Regions from separate parts of the Homo sapiens genome. Here region 1 is linked to region 2. Evidence: chromatin loops called from intact Hi-C (ENCODE). Cell type or tissue: gastrocnemius medialis. All regions are shown on one strand. Links, peaks and the distances in the headings refer to the core of each region. The heading gives the core; the rest is flanking DNA.

Region 1 (10,336 bases), core at 1,005-9,004, 170 kb before region 2:
GTGTCCCAGCGTGTGCACGTTGTCAGTGACACAACAAAAGGCCAGCTGAAAGCCTTACCTACGGTGCGGGCAGGCGGCATGAGCCCGCGGTGATGCGAATCAGCCTTAACCAGCCCATTGTTGGGGAGCAATGCCTTTCAAGGGACAAAAGGCAGAGGGGGCAGGAGGATACACGGGGAGAGGCGGGCACATCTGTCTGTGGCATGAACCACTGCCCCATTACGCCGCCTTTCCCCACAGCAGCATCTGGGGGTGCGTGTGTGTGTGTGTGCAGGGACCAGCCCGACTCCACATTGTCCTGCCCAGCCAGGAGATGGAGAGTGCGGCACTCTTACAAAGACATCGATTTTCTTCCTTCCCTTCCAGAGCAAGATCAGATGAGCTCCCGGAGTGACACGTCCTTAACTTTTCAGTGGGGTTTTCTTTTTCTGACTTGTTTGTTTGTAACATTTTTTTTTAAACCAGGTCTCTAATTGTGTCTTTTCTTGGCTGCATCTCCTTTGCTCCCGCCCCCCGAAGCAAGGAGGGCATGTGCTGATTATCTGAGTGTGCAGCCTGCTCACGGGGCATCCTGGGCTCTAAGAATGCCAGGGGGTTAGAAACTGGGGAGGGGTGGGGGAATTAATTGCCAAGAAAACACAAGGCTGTGCTGCGACTTTGATTCCATCAATTACCATTATCTTTCTCCGCAGGTCCGCCAACCATCCCCCGATCCGGCCGTGTTTAACTTTCTTTGCCAGTCGTGATACCCCGTCAGATTTCTGGCGCTGCCACGCCGCCCGCCTGGGCTCCTTCTGGGCTCTTATCAGCCTCTCCCAGTCAGTCTGGCCCGCCACAGCTGTTCCAGGCCCTCAGCCCCTCACTTTATCTGCTCGCACAGACCTCGGCCTGGCAAGCGGTGGGCCCGGCGCCTGCTCCACATTCCCCAGGAAGCCAGCTGGGAACACAGCCGCCCTGCTCCCGGACCCTCTGAGAGTTCATTACCAGCCAGGGTACCCCAGCCCGTCAGCCAAGGTGCGGGCCGCGCTGCCGAGCCCGGCCGCCGGAGCCGCCTGCATCATTAAAACTCCAACCTTCTGAAGAGAAGAAAGAACAAAACCACAAATTTAGATTAATAAAGCATTTGTTGATTCTACAGCAATTTAGCAGGCCTCTAAGAAACCCACCAGAGACCCGCGGAGCTCCAGTAATTTTCTGTTATATTATCTTTCTTGTAAAATACTTCCCCAGACAGAGTCCCCAAAGGGGCTCAAATATCACTGTGACTAACCAAAATCAATGTGCACTCACCTATTGACATTTTTACATAGTTTTTGGATTTAGTATCCAGCCGAAAACACAATCACCTCCTCTGCCAAGGAGCCGACAGGCACTTAGCTAGTCAGCTATTAGTGTTACAAAGGGAAAAATGGAAGCACCCAGGGGAGCTGGGCGAGGCGGCACTGACGTCAGGGGGTAATTGGGTGTCTGAGAGAAATTGCCAGCGGCTGGCCGGCTCCCCCGGGGGCCGCACAAAGCTGAGCTGTAACTCTAATAAAGGAAAGGAAATTCTAGAAAAGGGGGCTTTGCTACAAAGGAGCCCAGGCAGACGCCAAAAATAGCCCTTTGGAAATAAATAAATAAATGCGGCCAAAACATCTAGATCTAAAAAATAAAATAAATCACTGCTCCACGGAAGCTTTCTGGCCTCGCCTCCCTGGACATCTGTTTGGGGGCGCAAAGGCTCCTCCCACACCGTCCCCCGCCCCCTGCCCCCGTTCTTCCCTGGAACCACATGGATTTTGATGCTGGAAGGAGGTTTGCCATCTGATTTGGCAAATAGTATGTGTTTTCAAAAGAATCTAAGTTTGTCATGTCCTCTTTCCCAGAGGTGGTATCTTCATTGTTTACTTTGGGGCTCACAAGGAAAAGGAATTTCTATTGTCCGGCTTTTAGTTGTTTTGATGTTTTCAGTTTTGATTTGTTTATTTTTGAGTGCTCTTACCATGCCATCCCCACTGGATGAAAATTGAAGGGGCTCTGGCTGCCTGGTTCAGGCCTCCTTAGGAAAAGTCTGTGTTCTTGGGAAGTGGGCTAAATTTTTATCTTACGGCTCTTCCACCCACTGACCCTGAGGCCAAGTGAGGGCCAAAGTCTCCAAGAGGGAGGAGGACAGAAAAATAGTGGACCCCACCCCACAGCAGCTCCCGAGCCAGGGCCCCAGGCCAGGATATCAGCCTCCCTGGGGAGTCTGCAGCCCTCAGAAGACAGGGGCGAGGGGCTGGGCTAGAAGCAGGGTTTCAAGGCCAAAGACCCTCTGAGACCCAGAGGCTGCCAGGAAATCCAGGCCTCCTTGATCAGGCAGAAGAGGGTGGCTTGGGGAAAGAGATGGCAAGAATGGGATTCCCAGGGTCAGATTCTATTTCATCGCTTTGAAAGAAAAAGGAAAAAGAGGCCCAGGATTTCAAAAAAAAAAAAAAAAAAAAAACAAGAAGAAGAAGAAGAAAAAAAGAAAAAGAAAAAAGCAGAATGCACTCCAACCCCAAGCTACTTGGAAATTGGTCGGAACAAAGGTCTTCAGCTAAAAATGTCAAATCAGCACCACAGGGCTCCCTGCCCTCTCCGTCTCCAAGCCCCTGCTGAAGCCCACAGGGCCTGCTGGGAGCAGAAAAGGCCCCTCCTGAGGTCTGCTCATGGCCCACAGCCCCACCCATCATGACACCCCAGGAGGCACAGGGCTTCCTGACTGGGGCGGAGGGGCAGCTGGAATACAGGGGGCCGTTCCTTTCCTGATGGAACATCCAGGATTGGCACTGGGGAGGAAAATCAGGCTGGAGAAAGGAAAGGGATCCTGCAACTCACAGCCCAGGGAGGGGAAGCAATGCTCAGGAACGCAGCCGCCAGCGCCCTGGCACCAAATCACAAACCTTGAATCAATGATGCAATTGCTTAATTAATCAGCCTGCTCGGGGTGGGTGCAGAGGATCTCTGTGAGCATCTGACCCAACCAGCTCCTGATGGGCAAACCCCCCTCCTTGGGCCCCCTCTGCTGGGCCCACGGGACCACAGATGGTTGAACACCGTCTGGGAGTCTCACCAAGGGGGGAAAATGTGAGTTCCTGAGTCCCCTGTGTGATCCAGTCACTCTGGCAGAAAGGAGGGAGGAGGCAGGAGAAAGGAGGAGGGAGGAGGGAAGAGGGAGGAGGGCAGAGGAGGGAGGAGAAGGGAGGAGGGTCTTATCAGCAACTTAGAATTTCTTGGCCTTGGCTGCTGTAAGTTAGCTCTCTCAATGTTATTTTCTTGTCCCAGTCAATGAGATTGTAATAGAAATAGAGAGGCCTCTTTTCAGCAAGCTAGTCAGTGCCAGATTTAGAATGAAAAAAGGCAGCTTAAATTAACCCTAAGGCTTAACATGTTTAAGTCTTGTAACTTTTAAAAAAACAGAACCAAAGGTGAGTGTGCAGGTGATGGAGGCTGAGATGAGTCACACGTGGAAGCCGGTATATGCACGTGTGCGTGCATGCGCACGTGTGTGTGTAGGGTGGGGGACAGGAAGGCACCCCTCTGTCTTTTCAAGACTTCAGCAGCAAAATGCTTGCAAAAAAGTAGCAGCCAGCCTTGATATTTCCTACGCTGATGGCCCCAACCAGCGACGAGGATTTGAAACCAGTTCGCACGGGAGATTGGACCATCTCCAAGGTTGATTTTCTCATCTTTAATGTGCAGAGGGGAGGTGAGAGGAGGAGAGGGGAGGGGAGGGGAGCAAGTGGGCCAATATCTCAAACCGACCCCAAACGGTTAATGATAATGAGACGGCAGCGCGCTACAGGAGCTTAACAGCTCTAAGGAAGAGGGGAGACCCAGGAGAGGGGCACGGCAGAGGTGTTTTCAATTACCAAAAAGAAAAATAATTTATTTTTAAACAATACCTCTTCGACACTGGGTGTTTAAAGAGAACATACTCTGGCCCCTAAAATATCAAAGTGAGATTTAAAAATAGAAAAGTCATTTCCCCCCTTCCCCGTTGCAGATTTTACTGTAGCGTTCTAGAAGGCAGATTAAATGAAGGAAGCTCAAACACACTCAATTTTGTCCTTTAGCAAATTCTTCTCTTTCACTCTTGCATGAAGAAAAAAAATCTCCCCACAGAGTTTTTCTCTTCTTCCTGGTGTGGATCTGGGCCCCTGCAGTGCCCTGTGTAATTTCCAGTTCCTCAGAATTCAGGTATTAATAAAGACCCCATGGGGACTTCCAACAATATAACCCTACATTTTGAGGCATTATGAAAGGAAACCCCCAGGGGTCTGTGGCTCAAATTTCTGAAATGTAGGCATTGTAAAAGGCACCCCAGGGGATGCCCGCAATAGAAATCTGCTGAATTCAAAGCATTTTGGAAGTCCTGGTGGGAGTCATTACTCCCACTGGAAGCTTTTTACAAAACATGTGTTGCTGACATGTTGACAGATTGCTCAGTGAAGTGTTTAGGTGCATGCACAAGGCGGGCCTTTGGAGACGCTCACACTGCCAGCGAGTCTCTGAACGCTGGAACCGGTACCATCCATATTTCATAACAGGGGAGGCCAAGGCAGCCAGGGACGGGAGAAGTGTTCTCCAAATCAGCAGCGAGCCTCGCACCCCTCTGCCGAGGAGCCACTTCGAGTGGGCCAGCCCCATCCTCGCCTTTGGAAGCTGGTTTGTGCAGCACAGCTGTGACGGCCCTTGTATCCCTGCCGAGGGCTTTACTGAAGGAATCTTGAGGCGACCTCACTGATCACTGCAAGGCGTCATGCCGATCAAATTGAGGAGGGGGCAGGGTGGAGGCGGGGGGCTGGCGGGCCCCTCACCTCCACCCCCAGCCCTCAAGGAGAGGCTGGATGGCGGGAGGGGGTCAGAACAAGGGGCACGCTTGGTCTTGACAGCATTAAGCTCAAGAAAGTGATCTGTGACTTTAATAAGGCTGAGAGGCTCCGAGGAATTAGCTGCCTAGGTGATGGGGGCCAGAGATGGATGGAAATGTATTCATGGCCTGGTGGGCCAAGGGCCAGGCTGGGGCCCTGGGGAGGCTGGCTCACCCACAGCCCCACACGCTTCCAAGCTCTCATCTCCAAAGGAGTTTCTCGGCCACAGACCCATGTGTGCTGGAGGAGCGAGTGCCAAGCCAACCTGCCTGTGTGCACACGCACACACACACACACACACACACACACACACACACACACACTCCATGGCAGGATAAAGCACCATATGCTCATGTTCATAAAATTTTAAAGGTAAAAGCAGATGTAATTTGATAAATGTGTACATGTGTTGATACGAACACATGCACCAACACAGGCGCGCAGGCATGCACACGCCCGCATTCCAATGCTGGGCCCTCCTCCCTCCTGGGCTCTGCGGTTACCGCTAGAACCTCCCCACAGGTGCACCAGGACCAGAGAGGCGACCTGCTTAACCGTGTCATGGCCGCTGGAACACACAAAGAAATCTCCTTTAGAAATTTCTTTCTTGAAAACATTTATTCTTTTTGAACTGTACTCTATCCATTACGTCAGCTTGGGGTTTTCCTTCATTGAATTTTTTTTAAAGCATGTGAAGGAGTAAAAATCATTTCTGACTTCAATTTAATTTTTAGGCACAACGGCATTTAGAGTCAGGGATGGGGTGGGGGTTTCCCAGGGCAGGGTGCCCATCCACCCAGCCCTACATTTTTCAGGGACTTTACCTGCAGGCTGGAAATTTACTCTGGATCTGGGACCAGAATCCTATCCTCAACCTGGTGGCCCTTCCTGTCTTTTTCCTCCTTTCAGGAGAAAATTACATTTCAATGGACAAATGGCTCTTCCTAGAGAAGGGTGCAAGATTCCACTCTCCCAAGGCCCCTCACAGACTTCTAGGGACAAAGGCTCCAGAGAGGCACCTAGCAGGGGAGCCCCATGGGGTCAGCCCAGGGAGGCCCAGCAAGGGTGGATCCGGCTCTGCTGACTTAATGGATTCCTTCCCACCAGCTGTCCTGGGTGAGAAGCTGCTAAGGCTTCTGGAGCTGGCTGGCTCCTAGGTCGCCCTAACTCGCTGGGCTGGCAGGGGTTGTTTATCTCCCAGCTCCTCTATGCCCCACCCTGGGTTCAATGCATCACCAGCTTGTGCCCAGCCCAGTGCCCGGCACATAAGAGATGAACAGGAGCCCTGTGGTGAGTGAAGAGGTGAGTGAAGCAACTGATGAGTGATGCGCCCAGGCCATAAATAAAAGCCATTTAAGTCTACCCCAGTAGACTCCATTCAGTGCAAGGGAGGAAGGGCAGGTTTCCCCTTCAGAGTGGACTTCAGAGAACCCTGTTCTTCAAAGAGGGCCTGGAGGCAGAAAGGGATGACTGAGCCCGGGTCTCAGGGATCCACTTTCCAGAGGGCAGTCTTAGCCCCTCTGGAACACCCTGGCTGTGCCATAGCCAGAGGGGGAACACAGGAGCAGGGGCATAAAGAACTGAAAAGGAGAAGGGAAGAATCTTCGCTAGAACCCCCTTCTAGGGCATCTCAACTCCACTCCATGACACTCCACGAAAACTCCCACTAAGCATGCCACACCTATAACAGGAAATCCAGAGGTGACCTCCCTCCTCTGGGTCCCTCAGTCCTACCCACAGGGCTCTGACACCTTTCTCCTTGGATGACAGTAACCCAGTGACCAACTTGTCCCAATTTGTCTAGGACTTCCCCAATTTTAGAACTGAAAATGCTACATACATACCAGGAAGCCCATTAGTCAGTCAGTCATGAGCAAACTGGGATAGCTGTACCCTCACCCCCAAGACTGTGAGCTCTGTGAGAGCAGGAACCAGCATAGAGCCTGATAGAGAGGAAGATGCAGTGAACATTTGCTTACTCCATGCATGCATGCTTGAATAAATGAAGGCTTTGTTCCCAGGCTCCAGTAGATCTGGAGGGAGTATGAAGGTTTGTGTCTCATCACACACAGAGGACAGAATTCCACTCCCATGTAACTGCTATGCAGAGCACACACACACACCAGACTCCCAAACACCACAGTGCCACCTCAGCTGCACTGTGGGCCTTCAAATATGGCTGCCAGAGCTTGGAACCAGGCATGAAAACTTCCCAGCTCCAAGGGACCTCCACTTCCAACTGGAGTCTCTCCTGCTCATCAGCAGCCCCAGGCCACCTAGAACTCCCTGGGCTCCCTCCTGGCCTGGAAGCCACTTACAAACCTGTGCCAACACTGCCACCTCCAGGAGGCCACCCTTTGCACCCACTCCTGCCTAGCCCTTCCAGCCTCTTTGTTGCCCGAGCTATTGGCCTGCACTTTTAAAGGTTAAATGACAGCACGGTGGGCTGTCCTGTCTTCTTTCTGGGAAAAAGGTGGGAGGGCACTTGGGATGGGAGAATAAGAAGGCCTTAAATACAGGCTTATCTGGTACATCAGGAGACAGATGTGAATGCAGGAGAATTCATTCATTCAACAGAGTCAAGGCCCCAGCCCTTCACAAAGCCTGCCATGGTCACAGCATGGCAGGTGGATCACTGGGATGGGGAGTGCCCTCTGTCTAGCTATAGGGCACTGTAATACACACCTGAGCACAACCTCACAATGGAACAGTATAAAGCCGATTAAAAGGAGGCTTTTGGACAATATTAATATGATAAGCTGTTTACAACCTATGGGTAAACAAAAACAAAGCAGATTGCAGAACAAGAATGTGGATGGATGAATGCCAAAATGACTCTCTGGATCTCTAGGTTATAACTGGATTTTCTTCTTTTCACTTCTCTGTACTTAATAGACCTTCCACAGTGAGTTTATTTTATTTTTTGTGCGTGATTTTGAGACAGAGTTTCACTCTTGTTGCCCAGGCTAGAGTGCAGTGGTGCGATCTAGGCTCACTGCAACCTCTACCTCCCTGGTTCAAGCGATTCTCCTGCCTCAGCCTCCCAAGTAGCTGGGATTACAGGTGCCCACCACCACGCCAGGCTAATCTTTGTCTTTTTAGTAGAGATGGGGTTTCGCCATGTTGGCTGGGCTGGTCTTGAACTCCTGACCTCAGGTGACCCACCCACCTTGGCCTCCCAAAGTGCTGGGATTACAGGCATGAGCCACTGCGCCCGGCCCCACAGTAAGTTTATATAGCAAGCATAAAACAAGAAAAATGTATTTTGAGAAACAAGGGAGTGTCCAAGTGCTCCATTGCTTCTGGGAACCCCAGAGAAGGCACGTGGACGACCATCTGTGTAGAGGTCAGGAAAGGCTTCCAGGAAGACTGGAAGGATGGGATGGCTTTACAGGGAGGCACACTGCGGGGTGGTGTTTAACGCAGAGAGAACAGCGTGGGCAAGGGCACCACACACTTCAAAGGCAAGGGTGAGGTGGGGAGTGGTAAGATAGCCTGGAAAATAGGGCCAGACATGACCACAAATGGCCACCCTAGGAAAAAAAATGAATTTTGGTCTCATGGGCACTGGAGGCTGTCAGTCCTCAGAACTGACCCCTCACCACTCCCCATCAAAGGTGAAGCCAGTTTGCCTTGAAGAACTAGTTTCCATTTAACAATTGGACCCTCCGTAAGATGGGCAGGACTGTAGTCCCAAAAGGATAGAGCCTTCAAGTTCTCACCTCCAGGCCAGCCATGGCCACAGCTGCCTGGCCAATCAGACAGACACGCTGGAAGAATCCCATCCCTGGGTACCAGCATTGACCCTCCAGTCCTGTGCTCTAAAGGGGGCTCACTGCCTTGTGGGGACCAGGGCATGCTGCCCCACCATTCACAACAGAGCCAGGTGTGAACTGGGCCCAGGGCCACTCCACCGCCTGGAGGCAGACTTCCAGCCACTGGTGGGATGGCTGCCACCAAACACAGAATCCAGGTGTCAGAAGGAAATTAAAACAAATGACCCTGCCACATTTTTTATCATCCATTCATAAAAAATACAAGAGCAACATGGAAGAAAAATAGGTCACTTCAGTGAGATTTACAGCAACTTAGAGATCTAAACATCACCCGAAGGTCTTCTGCCTCCATCTGGCTTCAAAAGGCCAGGTCTGATTGACCCAGAAACAGAAGAGAAAGTCCAGAACCCAGACAAAGTGAGGTAATGGCTCCGGGCACCAACAACACAAGGGCACCTTCGGCCTCACATGGCAGGTGGTCCCAGGACCCATGACTGCCAGCCAGGAAGGAGAAACCTATAAACAAACCCCCAGGACAACCCACACACCTGCCCATGCTATCCACAGCAGCCAGAGGGATCTGTTAAACACACACACCGGATCCTGTCACCCTTCTGCTGACCTCTTCCAATGGCTTCCCACTAGGCTTGGAATAAAATCCCCACCCCTTTCCATGGCCTGCGAGGCACTATGTGATCTGGCCCCAGCCCCATGCCATGCCCTCACCTCACCGCTCCCTGGGTACCTACCCCCGGGGTCCCTGCCGGTACCCCGACGCCCTGTGTCACCTCTGCTTCCCCAGGGCCTTTGCACATGCTCTCCCCACTGTCTGCAGTACTCTCCCCACTAGGCTCCACCCACTTACCTCTTGCTCCTCTCAGACCCAGGGTCAAGATGTGGGGAGAACCTATATACAGAAAAGAGCATTTGTCAGGCATGGTGGCTCACGCCTGTAATCCTAGCACTTTGGGAGGCCAAGGCGGGTGGATCACCTGAGGTCAGAAGTTAAAGACCAGCTTGGTCAACATCTTGAAACCCCGTCTCTAATAAAAATGTTAAAAAAAATAGCCAGGTATGGTGGCAGGCGCTTGTAATCCCAGCTACTCGGGAGGCTGAGGCAGGAGAATCATTTGAACCCAGGAGGGGGAGGTTGTAGTGAGCCGAGACCACGCCATTGCACTCCAGCCTGGGCGACAGAGTGAGACTGTCTCAAAAAAAAAAAAAAAAACAAAGAGCACTTTCCCTACTCATAATTCAAAATAAAAAACACTAAATTATAAAATAACTATAAAGAAGCCTTGATAAAATTTACGTATTATTTACTTATGCATCCTCTAATGCTTTAAAAAAAAATACTAGTGCCCTAAGCACTTCCTTGCAGATTTGCAGATCTTATTTTACTTACTTATTTATTTATTTATTTTTTTGAGACAGAGTTTAGCTCTGTCACGCAGGCTAATGTGCAATGGTGCGATCTTGGCTCACCGCAACCTCCACCTCCCAGGTTCAAGCGATTCTATGATTCAGCCTTAAAAAAGAAGGCGGGCTGGGACTGAGCTCATGAGGGCCTGCAGAGTGGAGACTTAAATCCAAGGTCAGGGCAAAACATCTGGAGTTCATTGCCAGGACTGTGATGTTACAGAAAAGGACCGTGAAAGGTGCGTGCGGGACCCAACACAGAAT
Region 2 (10,336 bases), core at 1,106-9,105:
AAATAGTGCTAACTCATCATTTTTTCATGGCCACATAATACTGCACATGTAAATGTATCACAATTAAACTTTTCATCTTGGGTATAAATGTTTCCATGCTTTTGTTCCTTCATAAAAACACTTTAAGGGCTGGGCATTGTGGCTCACATCTGTAATCCCAGCATTTTGGGAGGTTGAGATCAGAGGATAGCTTGAGCATAGGAGTTCAAGATCAGCCTGAGCAACACAGCAAGACCCCATCTCTACAAAAAGTTTAAAAATCAGTGGGACATGCTGGCATGTGCTTGTAGTTCCACTTACTCAGGAGGCTAGGGCCACAGGGTGGCTTGAGCCCAGTTCGAGGCTTCAGGCATTTCACTCCACTCCAGCCTGGGTAACAGAGTAAGACCCTGTCTCAAACACACACACACACACACACACACACACTTTAATAAGTATCCTGGTATATTTACCCTTAAGTCTCAGGATGGAATCTCAAGAGTGCGACTGCCGGAAAAAGGGTATGTTTTTTGGTTTGTATGGTTTTGTTTATACAGGTTGAATATACCTAATCTGAAAATCCAAAGTCCAAAATGCTTCAAAATCCAAAACCTTTTTTTTTTTTTTTTTTTGAGACAGAGTCTCGCTCTGTCACCCAGACTGGAGTGCAGCGGCGCTATCTCCACTCACTGCAAGCTTCGCCCCCCGGGTTTACGCCATTCTCCTGCCTCAGCCTCCCGAGTAGCTGGGACTACAGGGCCTGCCACCACGCCCGGCTAATTTTTTTGTACTTTTAGTAGAGACGGGGTTTCACCGTGTTCGCCAGGATGGTCTCGATCTGCTGACCTCATGATCCACCTGCCTTGGACTCCCAAAGTGTTGGGATTACAGGCGTGAGCCACCGCACCCAGCCAATCCAAAACTTTTTGAGTGCTGACATGATTCTCAAAGAAAATGCTCACTGAGGCATTTCAGATTTCAGATTTTTGAGTTAGAGATGTTTAACTGGTAAATATAATGCAGATATTCCAAAATCTGGAAAAAAAAAAAAAAGAAATCTGAAACATTTTTGGTTCCAAGCATTTCAGACAAGGGCTACTCAACCTGAATTAATATATACTGCCAAGTTTCTTTTCCCCTCAAAGCCATAACAATTCCTATTTGCACCAACTATATATGACAGTGCCTTCTCCCCCAGATTCCCCCAGGACTATCACCCATTTTATTTTTGCTGATCTCATGGCATACTAGTGGCATTTTATGTGGCTCTAATTTGCATTTTTCTGGACCAAGAGTCATATTGAGTTTCTTTTCATGCATTTTTGGCTATTTGAGTTTCCTCTTCTGCAAAACACATGGTTGTATCCTTAGCTCGTTTTAGGATGTGGTCAATCCAGAAGAGCACTCTGACTATGCACTTACCTCAGTGGATCAGAGTTATTTATGTTCCAGAAGGCTGTGAGCTCCACCCGGCAGGGGCTGTATCTTATTCCTCCTGCACTAGCACCAGCACCAAGCTCAGCACCTTGCACACAGGATTTCAGGAAGCACTGAATGAAGAAAGGAGCCTCTGGCAGCCCTGGGATGCCCCAGCAGGCCCAGTCACCAGGGCAGGCTGCTGGGGGATCTGAGCACATTCTTACACTGAGGGTTATGTGTTATTTCTCCCAGCCCATGGTCACCCCTTGCTAGGACCTTTGAAGAGCTCCTTGGCAAAGCCGAGTGGAATCTCATCATGGCAAGTGCCCCCAGTGAGCCTGGGGCTCCTCTGCCTCCTCTCTCTTCTTTCCCCCAGGACAGGAAGATCCAAAGCCAACAACCCCTTGGCCATGGAGCACCCTCTCCCCAGAAGGTCAGGGAATCCATTCCCTCTCTCTCTCTTTTTTTTTTTTTTTTTTTTTTTTGAGTCTCACTCTGTCGGCCAGGCTGGAATGCAGTGGCACCATCTCACTCAATTCACTGCACCCTCCACCTCCTGGGTTCAAGCGATTCTCCTGCCTCAGCCTCCCAAGTAGCTGGGATTACAGGTGTGTGCCATCATGCCCAGCTAATTTTTGTATTTTTAGTAGAGACAGAGTTTTGCCATGTTGGCCAGGCTGGTCTTGAGCTCCTGACCTCAAGTGATCTGCCCACCTTGGCCTCCCAAAGTGCTGTGATTGTGGGTGTGAGCCACTGCGACTGGCCCCAAGGAAGCCATTCTCAAAATCCTTCCAGCCACTTCACTGCCTGCTGTGAGTCTGCCAGAGGGGGAGGGAAGGAATGAAGACCCCCCCTCCAAGTGATGACACCAAGTTGCCCCTCCCTAGGGTGTGATTTGGCTGGATAGAAAGGATCTGGTTTGGACCATGTGAGTGCCTCACCTAAAGCAAGGCCAAACTCAGCAGGAGCAGCTTCCCTGTGGCCAGTCTGATTTTTGGTCCCCGCTTAAGGAGACTGAGGGGTCGGGGGTGGGCAAATTCCTTCTTCTGATCTCCGAACGAGCATCTGCTTGAATCACTACAGACCCCCATGCCAAGCTCAGGAACATTGGAGCCTCTGCCTCACAACTGCCTGGGACCAAACTCATTCATGCAACAAATACTTATTGGGCATCTATTATGTTCCAGGCAGAGTTCCAGGCACTAGGGATACATTAATGATCCAACAGGCAAAAATCTCTGCACTCTTGCAGCTGACCTTGTCCAGCAGGGCTTGACAAATTTTTTCTCTAAAGGCCAGAGAGTAAACATTTTTGGCTTTTCAGGCCATAAGGTCTCTGTTGAACTGACTTAACTGCCTTTGTAGTGTGAAAACACCCATGCATGGGTGTGGCTGTGTTCCAATAAAACTTTATTTATGGACACTGAAATTTGAATTCTGTGTAATGTTCATGTGTCCTGAAATATGAGTGTTTCTTTTTCTCTTCCCCAACCATTAAAAATTTGTAAAGCACTCTTAGCTCAAGGGAGGGCTGTATAAAAACAGGTGGTGCCAACCTCTGTTCTAGAGGGATAATAAAAACTGAAACTTACACAGCACTTATATGTGCCAGGTACTGTTCCAGTGCTTATGTAAATTGACTCATTCAATCCTTACACAAACCCTGGGAGGCGTGCAATCATTGCTGGCCCCACTTTACAGAGAAGGCAAGAGGCACACAGAAATTGACATAAAGTTATATTATTAGAAAATTGTGGGGCCAGGATTTGCATCCAGATCCAAAGTGTATGGTTTTATACACTATTCTATACCTTTGCCTCCAAAAAAATCCAACAAAATCATAAACAGCTGTCTTTGTTTCTTTGGTTTTTTTTTTTTTTTTTTTTTTTGAGATGGAGTCTTGCTCTGTTGCCCAGGCTGGAGCGCAGTGGCGCGATCTTGGCTCACCACAACCTCCGCCTCCCAGGTTCAAGTGATTCTCCTCCCTCAGTCTCCAGAGTAGCTGGGACTACAGGCACGTACCACCACGCCCGGCTAATTTTTGTATTTTTAGTAGAAACAGGGTTTCACTATGTTGGCCAGGCTACTCTCGAACTGACCTCGTGATTTGCCCACCTCGGGCTCCCAAAGTGCTGAGATTACAGGCGTGAGCCACCACGCCCAGTCCAGCTGTCTTTGTTTAATATCTATTATGCCCAGATACTCCGAGGCACTAAATGTACAATAAAAGAAATAGACGCAAACAGCCTTATAAGACATATGACCCACTTCACAGTGGTCAGCTCAAGGAGAGGACACCCCTTCCCTGGGCCACTCTGCCCCCCTGCTCTCAGTTTCCTTGCCTTGCCCACCTTCCCTACAGTGCCCTCCAAACACCCTGCTCCACAGCCTTCCACATGCTGGCTAAGCTACAACTTGAATTCCAAAACCAGAATGATGTCGGCATCATTGTAACACACCCAGATATTTGAGGAAGAAGATTCAAAGCTAAACAGCCCAGGAAAGAGACAAAGACTAGGGAGGTTTCCAGGGCCTGAGAAAGCCTTTTGTGGGTAGGGCTGTGGTACAGGCACGGGGAGGTGGACTCTAAAAGAACCACTTCTTTGGTGTACCTCCCTCTATTCTCCCCTCTCTCCCAATGCTAGCAAGGCCTCCGGGTCTTTAAGAGGGGAAGGGGGAAGCAGGTGAACGCTTCTCGACTTCCAGAACACGGGGGAAAATGCCTCTGGCATTAAACAAAGCCTTTTTATATTTAATGCCAGCCCGGGATTTTCAGAAAACTTTCCCCAAGAGTCACTGAATGTGTGTGCACAAAAAATTACACACCAGTGTCTAAGCAGAGTTGGATGCAGAAACACGCACTTGTGCACGCTGAAACATCCAGCTGGGTCCACGCAGCCGCGGCTGCCCGCGAACCGCGTGTTCATCTGCGTGCTCGCACGCTCGGCGGGACTTGTTGCACGCTCGGGTGCAGCCCGGGCTGGGGGAGTAGGCTCCCCCAGGAATTCCAGAGCCACGGGGGGTGGGAGGAGAAGGAAGCCGTCGCAGCGGGGGTGGGAGGAAGGAGAGGGGAGGAGGGCGAGAGAAGAGGGAGCCCCCAAGCTGGAAGAACAGGGCGCAGGCCCGAGGCCGGGGGCTCCGAGGCCCCGGTCCCCAACTGAGGAGCCGCCCAGCTGGCCGAGTAGGGGAGGACCGAGCGGCGGGAGGCAGGAGTGAGATCAGAGGGTCGAGGGGCCAGCCCAGGGGGCGGGAGGGGGCAGGGACACAGGAGGGAGCTGGGCGGGGGCCGCTTAAGGGTCAGGGTGCGGCGTGGCGGGCGAGGGGCGGGAACGGCTGGCTAGGGTTGTTCCCAGGGCAAGCAGCTGGAGACCCGCCCCGGGAGGCGTCTGAGAGGGCCGGGAGGACCAGCGGTCAGCGCGGGAGCTCGGGCGCCCCCTGCCGCCAGGCCTGGGCATGGGCCCCGCAGGCCTTGGAGATCCTCTCCAGCCGGGATCCGAGAACCCAAAGCCCCGCAAACTGCGCAGGCCCAGTAGGGGCTCGCAAACCGGGGGCCCCAGGGTTCTCACTGGCCAGCATACTTGTGTAGAACTTTGTTTTTTCTTTTTGGAGACAGGGTCTCACTCTGCCGCCCAGGCTGCAGTGCAGTGGCACAAACACAGCTGACTGCAGCCTTGACTTCCCTGCCTCAAGCCATCCTCCCACCTCAGCCTCCTGAGTAGCTGGGATTACAGGCGCACGCCATCACGCCCGGCGTTTTTTTGTTTGTTTGTTTGTTTGTTTGTGTTTTGTTTTTTGGGTTTTTTGTTTGTTTGTTTGTTTTACAGGCAGGGTCTCCCTATGTTGCCCAGGCTGGTCTTGAACTCCTGAGCTCAAGCGATCCTCCCACCTCGGCCTCCCAAAGTGTTGGGATTACAGGCATGAGCCACCGCACCTGGCCTGTTTTGTTTTTTGTTTTTTAACATGAGTCCCAGTCTTTGTAGCTGGAGCCTGGGCTCTTTAGGTCACCACATCACTCCCCAAACACCCCGCTGTAAACCCAGCCCTTCTTTCAGTCGCTCACCCAGCCCCTGAAGGCATCCCCTGCTCTAATCTTGGGAGTCAGATACACCTAGGTCCTGGGTTCCAAAATGAGCTGGGCTCCTCTCAGACTGTGTCTCCCTGAGGGAGCACCATCTGTCAAATGGGCCAATTATACCTACTCTCTCAGGCTGCCTGGGGGTTTCCCAGGGAAACACAGGTAGAAGCTTCGCCTTGAGTCAGTGCCTCCCCTCAAATAAATTGGGGTGAATATTGGGCATTCACAGTGAAGACAGGCCCAGCCAATATGATGTTCAAGAAAGCAGGTGATGCTGAGACTCAGAGCAGAGAACATTAAACCTCACAGCTGGCCAGAGGCAGAGGTGGCGCCCAGACTCACATGCTCCAGCCCCCAACCTGGGGAAACTTTCCACTGTCTCAGTCCTGAAAGCCAAAGGGTTTGTTTTCCAAAGCCAGGTTCAAGCATCTAAGTCAAAAGCAGCTTCCAATTGCTTTTCCATCCTCACTTCACTGGGCACCTTTTTAATGTGCCAAGCCCTTTACCTAAGAGAATGCTGCCTATATGCCCACTGCCCCACTGCTCAGATAGCTAAGACAAGGCTCAGTGACGGAACCTACCCCAGCCACCCAGCCACCCAGCCAGCCCAGGATTCAGCCCTTCAGCTGCGCCTCAAGTTCCTCAAGATGCTCCACCCCTGGCCAGTAAGTCAGCATTCTGGGGGGAAGTGGAGAGTTAGCTTTTTTTTTTCCCCTAATCCCCAGGTAATTACAATGTGTACCCCTGGTGAGAACCACAGTACTGAATGTCAGGCAGAAATGTTCCAGTCTGGAGTTAGCAAGCGGTGGTCCCTGGGCCCAGCCTGGCTTACTGGCACATATCCTTAAATCCCCAGAGTAGTTCATAAAATTGTGAATTCATTACTAGCAGGTAAAAGTCAGGAAATTTCTTTTTTTTTTTTATTCTCTAAGTTCTGGGGTACGTGCAGGTTTATTACATATGTATACATGTGCCATGTTGGTGTGCTGCACCCATTAGCTAGTCATTTACATTAGGTATATCTCCTAATGCTATCCCTCCCCCCTCCCCCAACCCACGACAGGCCCCAGTGGATGGTGTTCCCCACCCTGTGTCCAGGTGTTCTCATTGTTCAATTCCCACCTATGAGTGAGAACATGCGGTGTTTGGTTTTCTGTCCTTGCGATAATTTGCTCAGAATGATGGCTTCCAGCTTCATCCATGTCCCTGCAAAGGACATGAACTCATCCTTTTTTATGGCTGCATAGTATTCCATGGTGTATATGTGCCACATTTTCTTAATCCAGTCTATCATTGATGGACATTTGGGTTGGTTCCAAGTCTTTGCTATTGTGAATAGTGCCACAATAAACATACGTGTGCATGTGTCTTTATAGCAGCATGATTTGTCATCCTTTGGGTATATACCCAGTAATGGGATGGCTGGGTCAAATGGTATTTCTAGCTCTAGATCCTTGAGGAATCACCACACTCTCTGCCACAGTGTTTGAACTAGTTTACAGTCCCACCAACAGTGTAAAAGTGTTCCTATTTCTCCACATCCTCCCCAGCACCTGTTGTTTCCAAAAGTCTGGAAATTTCACACCGAAATCTGGATTTCTGATTTTTTCTCCAACAGTTGGAGAACCAGAAGACACTGATTACTGACTTATGTTCCCTTTCGCTGTGTAGACAGGGACACTCAGGGCAGAGAGGGGCAAGGTGTGTCCAGATACTCCCAGGTCGGATTCCAGGTACAGAACTGGAACTCGGAAATACCCAGGTTTCCCAACTCTGGGTCCTGTGCTCATTTTTGACCCATGCAACTACCAACTGCCACTGAATCATTCTGAGATGAACCCCCCTGTAAAGAACACCCCCTTCCCGAGACAAGCAGGAGTGGTGCCTCTGTATGTCACCTAGGAAAGCCCCACGCCCAGCAAGCCCAATGGCCTCCACTGCCACATACCGTTTCCTGCTTCAGAAACTTGCAGCAGGACATGTAACTCAGAGCCAAGAGGGTGCAGCACATGAGGCCACATCTACATGGACACTTTAAACATCCTAATACCTGCAGTTGGGTGCACTGTGCTAGCTATTGGGAGCTATCAGGGGTCAGAGTGGAAGTCCACGGGTAGAAGGGGATATTCTGGGGCAAGAGGCAGGACAGACACCAAGGAAACAGATACCCAGGTGAAAACAGCCACCTTGATTCACACTCTCAGCCCCTTGGGATGACAGAGGAGGCAGGGATCTCTTTCTCCCCGTTCTACAGAAGGGCAAATTGAGGATGGAACAGTCTTAGAAAGCAGAAGGGGAGAGCTGAGAGGGACCTTGGGATCTGAACTTGTGCATGAGTGGCAGATGTGTTTCATTTCACATGCCACCTGTGATTGACTGCTATTGCCTGCCCCAGACATTGGGGGACAACCAGTTTCCAAGCGGGCCCAATGAAAAAGAGGACCAAGATCTGTTGGTCTACAGCCACAGGCTGGGGAGGGTGAATGGGCAGGGAGATAGGAAAGTATTTCAAGCCGAGAGGATGCGCCAAGGCCTGCAGGGCCCACAGAGACTGGCACATTTGAGGAGAAACAGCGTGGCCTGGGTGGGCAGGAAGGGGGTCAGATCGGGCAGACCACGGGGCCAGTTAAGAAGCTTTGGTTCATCCTATTAATGGGAGCAGTACAAAACCACTTAAAAGGATTTTAGGGGGTAAGCAGCAACTGAGGACAGAGAGCTCCTGTAGGCTGCAGAGATAGGGCAAGACCAGTGAGAGGCCGTCCCAGCTGCCAGATGAGAGACGATGGTGCTAGGACAGTGTGGCCAGATGGGTGCGGAGACCCAGAGACCTCCCAGCCCAGCACTGGCCAGATGACAGAGGCCTGTGGGTGGCCAGCTGGGAGCAAGAGCTTCTAGTCTCATAAGTCAGATTGGGAGCTGCTTAACCCTTTCTTGGTCCCTGGCTCTTTAAAACAAACAAACAAACAAACAAACAACAGCTCAGATGCCCATGGCCAAAGTGAGTGAGGCGGTAAGGGGTACACCTGGAGCCACCCAGCATGTTTTGCTGTTTTAGTCTGTGGTCTAAAGAACCATGGACCCACCCCTCCGGCCTTAGCAGGTAGAGGGGCTGACAGTGGGCCCTCCAAGCTGACGGGATCTGCTGGATTTTCTCGCCTCTGCCATAAACCACCCACCTTCTCATTATGGCATGCAGAGGATGCAGGAAGTGTGGGCTAGACACCGCTTACCAGGTGGAGAGGATATGGAGCAAGGACATTCGTTTCTGGACATAAGTTGTTGTTGTTGTTGTTGTTGCTGTTGAGACAGGGTCTCGTTCTGTTGCCCAGGCTAGAAGGCAGTGGCGCCATCATAGCTCACTGTAGTCTCAATCTCCTGGGCTCAAACAATCCTCCCACCTCAGCCTCCCAGGTAGCTGGGACTACAGGCACACGCCACCACACTGGCTAATTTTTTAAGTTTTTTGTAGAGACAGGGTGTTGCTGTATTGCCCAGGCTAGTCTCAAACTTCTGAGCTCAAGCGATCCCCCTGCCTTGACCTCCCAAAGTGGTGCGATTACAGGGCATGAGCTACCACCCCTGGCTGGACATAGATCTTTCCAGAGAGGGCCACAGGTCTCCCAAGATGTCCCTCACAGCCCTCCTTGTCATCTGGGACTCGGCTCATGGAGCGGTTTTCCGATGTACGTGGCTGTTACTGCAGCAGGTGTGGTGCTGCGGCAGCATTTGTGGAGGCCAGCACAGGCCTATACCCCGCAGACACACCACGCAGGGTCATGGTCCCCTCCCACAGCCCCAGGCAAGTCCCATCTCCCTCCTGGAGCTCCTTGGTGTGGGGAGCCAGAGGACCAGACCTGAGGTTGTCGGAAGGGCAGGGGTTTCCTCCCTATTCTGCCCTGTGTATCCTTGGGCAAGTGACTTATCTCTCTGAACCTCACATCCCCTGCTCTGCCCAATGCTCATGGCTGCAGGGAGTATTCGAGGCAGAAATGAATGGAGAGGGTAAGGCCTGGAGATAACCTCAGGCCGAGTGCAACTTGAACGTGGTTCCCAAACAAACATCCAGAGCCCTGTGTTCAGAGCTGGGGCTGCTCCGGTCCCAAGGAGAGGCTCGAGGCAGCAGAGGAGGCAGACCCCAAACAGATCTTGACCGCGTCGTGGCCAGCTGCAGTCCAGGAGTATGGCAGGCTAAGTCACAGAGGTGGCCGCTATGTGCCTGGGAAGCAGAGCAGGAGGCAGTGGGGCAGCATAGTTGAGTTCATTTGCAGTCAGCCTTGTTTGGGCTCGAATGTGGCCCCACTGCTTGCTAGCTGTGTGACCTTGAGCAAGTTACTTAACTTCTCAGAACCTCCATTTCTACATCTGTGAAATAAGAAAAATAAAAGCCAACACTTAGTGAGCACCAACCATGTTCCAGGAACTTCTCTAAATCCTTTTTAAGCCTAAATCATTCCTTAAAACCACCCTGGGGTATGGTACTACTCCCGCCCTGGAGAACAGATGAAGGAACGAAGGCCCAAAGAGGCAAAGTAATTTCACCAGGCCACACAGCTGGCAGGTGGCAGAGCCAGGTTGGCCACAAGGTCCCTGATCCCTAGGGTTAGTGAGGATCATGAATGGTGACACGTGGATCAGGCTTGTCACTACGGCTGGCACCTGGTTAGCCTGCAGTGTGTCTTGGCTGGTGTTATTGCTGTGAGGGTGGCTGCATTTGTTTCTAGGGCTGCCATAACAAAGTACTGCAGACTGCACAGCTTCGGCATGAGAAATTTACTTTCTCACGATTTTGGAGGCCGTAAGTCCATGGGCAAGATACTGTCAGCAGGGTGGTTTCTTGCGGGAGCTCTCTTCTTGGCTTGTAGA

Evidence for each region. A loop is a pair of places that touch in the nucleus more often than their neighbours do. Peaks named below come from ENCODE experiments on the same cell type or tissue, not always from the same donor. Only the 100,000 strongest peaks of a DNase experiment are listed, where the experiment ranks them.
Region 1: a loop joins it to region 2, with 15 times the contacts of the local background. A loop is called at or near these places in 2 of 110 quality-filtered maps.

Annotation. Positions count from the first base shown.
Region 1 is chr16:49,697,751-49,708,086 of GRCh38, forward strand. All of the region lies in intron 3 of ZNF423 (zinc finger protein 423), which reads right to left. It also overlaps the pseudogene MRPS21P7. Among named protein-coding and RNA genes, the nearest start is that of ZNF423, 150 kb to the right of the region's middle. RefSeq lists enhancers at 932-1,613, 2,296-2,977, 3,438-4,788, 3,660-4,341, 7,068-7,167 and 3 more. In gastrocnemius medialis, for the core only: no CTCF peak of the experiment used is centred there; DNase peaks (open chromatin) are centred at 1,431 and 4,571; H3K27ac peaks cover 862 bases.
Region 2 is chr16:49,872,008-49,882,343 of GRCh38, forward strand. No RefSeq gene overlaps it. Among named protein-coding and RNA genes, the nearest start is that of ZNF423, 21 kb to the left of the region's middle. RefSeq lists a silencer at 4,750-4,909. In gastrocnemius medialis, for the core only: CTCF peaks have their summits at 4,830 (motif pointing left) and 5,040; a DNase peak (open chromatin) is centred at 4,804; H3K4me3 peaks cover 904 bases.